2 separate regions of the Homo sapiens genome follow, and region 2 is linked to region 1. A link is a contact called in ENCODE Hi-C or POLR2A ChIA-PET data. All regions are on one chromosome and are shown on one strand. The core of a region is the stretch at or near the end of the contact, and the rest is flanking DNA. Distances in the headings are between cores, read along the strand shown.

Region 1 (2,700 bases), core at 1-2,500:
ATGTCTGAAAATGAAGTATTTTTATCTGTTCCGAAACGCCATAATATTGCAAAGAAGCATTTCAAATTATTGTTGTGTGAAATGTTCAAATTTAGCATTCAAATTTAGCGTTTTCCCACATTTTACCCTTCAATTTACACAATTTGGAAGAAGAGTAGATGAGTTGGTCATTGTTACTTAAAACAATGCGTCACCTTGTTAGGGAAAGAAATTAACATAATGGTCAAGGAGTGATAATTAAACAGAACATGACATTTGCTGTCCATTCAATGTTAAAGTTCTAAGCAAATTAGCATGGAGAAAAGGGATGGGTAGAAATAATAACAGAGCACTAGTTGATTAGTCCGCCTCCACATCCACGCTGCAGGCGTTGGACAGATCCGGCTTTACTGAGTCCACCATGCAGGGAAATGGACGCGCGGGCTAAGCGGAATCCCAGGGGCGCGATCGCACCGGCTGGCGTTCCAGCAAACCCTGCATCCCAGGCCCTGGATTCAGGCTGCCTTCTGAGTCTTTGACTTATTTTCCTTTGCCTGGAAACAGAACGCCGCGGTCCGTACCGGAGAGGGAGAAAGTGCAGGACGACCCGCCGGGAAGACCCGAGCGCGTGCGCCTTCCCCGCGGCTCCACGGGCACAAAACGGTGGCTCCGGAGCTCCTAGACCCAGGCAGCCCCAGCTGCGCGCGCGCCTCCCCCCGAGCGCGGCCGGGCTCCCGCGGGAAACAAGCGACCGCGGCACGCGTGGGCGCGGCGGGTGGGTGCCGGCGCCAGGTTCCTCCCGGCTCCCCACTGCGGATCCTCGCGGCTCCTCCCGGCTCCGCCCAGCGGCTCACCCCGCGGACGGGGATCCCTCCGCCCACCGCCGGCCCTTCCGCGCCAAGTAGTGCGACCCCGGCCCCCGCAGCTTCCGCCAACCCAGGCTCGCGAGGACGAGTCCACGGTCGCGGGCGAGAAGGAGCGACGCAGAGACGGCCGGGGGCGCGGGGCAGTCCCGAGGTTTTCCCCGCGAGGCCGCGGGGGGTCTCCCAGTGGCCAGGGAGAGAGCGCGCCCAGGTCCGCGGAACCACGGCTCCTGCCGCGGCGAGCGGGCCGGGAGTCTACGGTCGGGGCAGAGCCGCCCGGGAAGCCGCGCGAGGACGGCGGCCGGCGGCCGGCGGCGGAGGCAGGTGTCCCGAGGCCTGCCCCACCCCCACTACCGCGGGCAGGAAGAGGAAGGAGCCGCGGCCGTGCCTGGCGGGCGGGGGTGCCCGACCCGCGGAGCGCGTGACCTAGTTCGTCCCAAAGTGGATTTGACAGGTTGTCAGCTCCACTCCCCGCCCCCACCGCCTTCCGGGTCTCCCTCCTCTCGGGGGGAGGCCCACCGCCCGCGGTCCTCGGCTCGGCCTCCCATTGGCTCTCTCGCCGCCTGGCGCCCCGCCCTCTCGGTATCACCCTTCCATTGGCTTGGGACCCCGCCCCTGCCCCTAACTCACCCTCCCACTGGCTTCGTGCCGCCTGGCACCCCGCCTCAGCCCAGAGGACCCGGCCCGCCCTCCCATTGGCCTCGCACCGCCTAATTCCCCGCCCTCGCCCCGGCCCGCCCTCCCATTGGCGTCGTTTCGCCTAGTGCCCCGCCCTCGCCCCGGCCCGCCCTCCCATTGGCCTCGAGCCGCCTGGCGCCCCGCCCCTTCCGCGGGCCCCGCTCCCAGCGCAGCCCGGCTCTCTGCTTGTCTGCGGGTTCCTGCGGGCGTTCCTCAGTGTCTGCCTTCTTCCTTCCCTCTTGAGTGTTGCTCCTCTTCCTCTCCTTTTTTCCATGTCTCTCCTTTTTCTGATCTCCTCCCGTTTCGGCAGCCCGAGCGCTCTTGCCCGGTTGCACCCCGCAGCCTGAGCTGGGCTCCCGGTGCCGGCTGCCTGAGCTCCAGGACCTGCCCTGGGGCCCCCTACAACCTTCCCGCCGCTCCCGGAACCTGACCCCTCTGTGCTTCACTTCTCGGTTTTCTTCCCTGAAATAAGCAGCAGCGAATCCCTTCTCCAGGTTTTCTCATGTGTTCAGTCTGCAAGGCTTCTCCCTTTCTCCACCCTGCGCCTCGGTTTCTCCCCCGCTTCCCCGCCCTCCCTAAACTCAGCCAAGTGGAACAGATCTCCCAGCAAAACAAGGCAGAGGGCGAGGATAAAAATGATAAATGTCAATATCAACATTTTTATTGCTTTAGGTTTTTAAAACAGAAAATTAGCAGGAACGCCCAGATCGACCCAGACCTAGGATCAAGATGGAGTTTCTTAAAGTACCAAGTGAGACTGCAGTGACAAAGTCGATTATCCCAGCAATATAATCAGCTTTGCCTGGGGAATTTACTTTTACTTTGTTTTTATTTGTTTGTTTGCTTTGAGATGGAGTCTCGCTCTGTCGCCCAGGCTAGAGTGCAGTGGCGCGATCTCAGCTCACTGCAACCTCCGTCTCCTGGGTTCAAGCAATTCTCCTGCCTCAGCCTCCCAAATAGCTGGGAGTACAGGCGCCCACCACCATGCCCAGCTAATTTTTGCATTTTTAGTAGAGACGGGGTTTCTCCATGTTGGTCAGGCTGGTCTCGAATTCCTGACCTCAGGTGATCCGCCCGCTTCGACCTCCCAAAGTGCTGGGATTACAGGCGTGAGCCACTGCGCCCGGCCTACTTTTAGTTTATGCAGTATTCTGGCGATTTAAAGTTTGTATTTTTTTTT
Region 2 (2,700 bases), core at 201-2,700, 4.7 Mb before region 1:
TTACCCAGGTTCCCTTCTAACCTCAGAAACCACCAAACACAGCCCCACAGCACAATCTTAATAACAGCAGTTCCTCCTTGGCCTGCCAGCACCCACTCTGCGTTATGTGCCTACCTGGTGGTTGTGATATACAGAATATACTGATAGACAAGAAAAACTAGGTGAAGCATTTTAAAGAACATTTCAGAAATGATGGGAAGGGGTGGGAAGGGAGGGGCGGGAACAAGACCACACAGTGTTCAACGACTTAGCGGTTCCAGTGAACCAACTGATGCCCGTCTTCAGGGACAGACAGCTAGAAATTCTAGACTAGAACAGAGGCGTCATGGTTTGCCTACCCTTATCCTAAACAATTACCATGCGAACAACTTAATGTCGATCACAACAGATGTAAGTCCGGAGTCTCTCCACAGTTTCCAGGAGGCTGGTGGCAAATAATTGCCCTCGTCTTGGATTCAAACACGTGGCTATTCATGAGACGTTCTGCCTCTACTTTAGAGATTATCGACATCAGCAAATGCGTGCCGTTCACCTTCTACAACCGAAAACGCCCTTCAGGTGGCATTCGAAAAGCAGCCACTCCCTGATGCCATGCGGGAGCGAGCATGGAAAGCGCATTTCTGAAAGGAAACACCCAGAAAGGGTAAGTTCACCTTGGGTGGCACAAAGCGTGCCAGGGTTCACCGGCCTCCTGCATGGAAGGGAGCCACGGCCAGCGCGCCCGGGTCCCGAAGCGCAGTGGACAGGCAAGGCCCCCACGGGCGCGGCCTCGAGTTCCAGCCAGGGAGGCCCCGAGTCCAGTCCTAAGCCCCAGCCAGAGTCCTGGCCCCAAGTCTCGGCTCCGAGTCCAACCCCGAGTCCCGGCCGGAGCGGCCCCGAGATCCGGCGAGGAAGCCCCGAGTCCCCGCCAGGGAGGCCCCGAATCCAGCCCCAAGTCTCGGCCCCGAGTCCAGCCCCGAGTCCAGCCCCGAGTCCCAGCCCCGAGCCCCGGCCGCGCAGGCCCCGAGCCGAGGGCGCCCCGCCAGCCCGGCCCTCACCTTCCTGCTCGCGCCGCCAAGGGACACCTTGGGCCGCGTCTTGAAGTCGCCTTCGAAGCTGAACATCCTGGCAGCCTAGCCCATGTGCGGGCAGCGCCGCCGCGGAAGCAGCCGGGCGGGCGGGGCACGGGGCGGGCTGGGAGGCTCTCGGCGCCCGCCCGCCCGGCCCGGGGCAGCGAGGACGCGGCGGCCGGGAGGCGACCCGAGCCCGCCCCCGGGCTGTACCCTCCCAGCCCTGCCCTGGGGCGGGAGGGGCGGCAATACTGGAGGGGCGGCCCTGCCTCGCCTGCCCCTCATCCACGCCGGCCACAGCTCGGGCCGCTGCAGGGGCGCCCAGCGGGCAGCAAACCCGGCGCTTGCACCTGGAACTGCCGCCTCGGGAGGGAAGATGGCGGTCAGCCGTCAGTGCGTGCGCGGCCCTGCAGACGTGCGCGGCCCTGCAGACGTGCGCGGCCCTGCAGACGTGCGCGGCCCTGCAGACGTGCGCGGCCCTGCAGACGTGCGCGGCCCTGCAGACGTGCGCGGCCCTGCAGACGTGCGCGCCTCCGCCATTGACGGCACGGCGCTCTTCCCGGCGGTTCCGCTAGCGTGCGCGGCCCCGCAAGGCGCGCTGGAGCCTGGGGAGGACGGCGGTGACGCGGGCTGGGCACGCGGCGGAGTGGGCGGGGCCTGGTGCGTGCTGGGGGAGCGCGGCGAGGGGCGCGGGAGGTGTTGGGTGCGGGGCAGGGTGCGGGAAAGGTGGAGTGCGAGGCACGGGCCGGGATGGGGTGCAGGGCAGGGTGCGGGGTGCAGGGTGGGGTGCAGGGGCCGGCACCCGGAGCGGGCTGGGAGCGGCCAATCTGGTGCCAGACTCGAGTGAGGCGGGAAAGGAGCAGCTAGGCCCAGCCCGTCTGTTTACATCCCACCTGTTCTATGTCTATGACACGCACAGACGGACGTAAATATTTACCATGTACACAGACATGCGCAGATTTGCCTCATACATAGCACACATATGCATCTATAGATACAGCATCAATACATATAAATATGTATCATGTACACATACCTGTGTATGCAAAAATATTTGCTCCTGGACTTACCATGGGGCTTTGTCCTGATAAACCCATCGTAAGATGAAAATATTGTAAGTTGAAAATGTATTTAATGCTACAATAAACCCATCACAAAGTCAAAAAATTGTAAGTTGAGCCATTTTAAGTTGGGGACCACCTATACATAAACATGTGTCTTATATCCACACATACGTATACATAATATCTCATATACATGTGCATATACATATATATCATACACGATTGAAACCAATTTCTAAAAATTGATTTTTGGTTGTATACAAGGTGTGCAACATGATGATTTCATAGAGACATTGTGAAATGACTACCCTCTTTGTGTGTGTGTGGTAAGAGTACATAAAATCTACTCTCTTAGCAAAATTTCAACACACAATACGATATCATCTACAGTCGTCCTGCGGCCGAGCACGGTCGCTCACGCCGGTAATCCCAGCACTCTGGGAGGCCAAGGCGGGCGGATCACCTGAAGTGAAAAGTTCGAGACCAGCCTGGCCAACATGGTGAAACCCCATCTCTAATAAAATACAAAACTTAGGCCGGTGTGGTGGTGCACGCCTGTAGTCCAAGCTACTCTGGAGGCTAAGGCA

What was found. A loop is a pair of places that touch in the nucleus more often than their neighbours do. ChIA-PET counts read pairs that join two places held with the same protein, here RNA polymerase II (POLR2A). Pooled maps may share reads with other maps.
Region 2: a loop to region 1 is called in a pooled map, with 15 times the contacts of the local background. The contact joins the promoter of UBE3C here to the promoter of LINC01003 in region 1. A Hi-C loop is called at or near these places in 6 of 50 pooled maps. POLR2A ChIA-PET finds 5 or more read pairs at or near these places in 2 of 52 experiments (WTC11 and activated T-cell).

The regions. Positions count from the first base shown.
Region 1 is chr7:152,462,674-152,465,373 of GRCh38, reverse strand. It overlaps LINC01003 (long intergenic non-protein coding RNA 1003), which reads right to left and starts at 1,250. Exons shown (of 1, transcript NR_027387.1): 1 at 1-1,250. RefSeq lists enhancers at 325-824, 825-1,326 and a silencer at 599-1,618.
Region 2 is chr7:157,137,676-157,140,375 of GRCh38, reverse strand. UBE3C (ubiquitin protein ligase E3C) reads right to left here and starts at 1,450. Exons shown (of 23, transcript NM_014671.3): 1 at 1,038-1,450. The coding sequence starts at 1,103. RefSeq lists silencers at 819-888, 939-1,328, 1,609-1,958.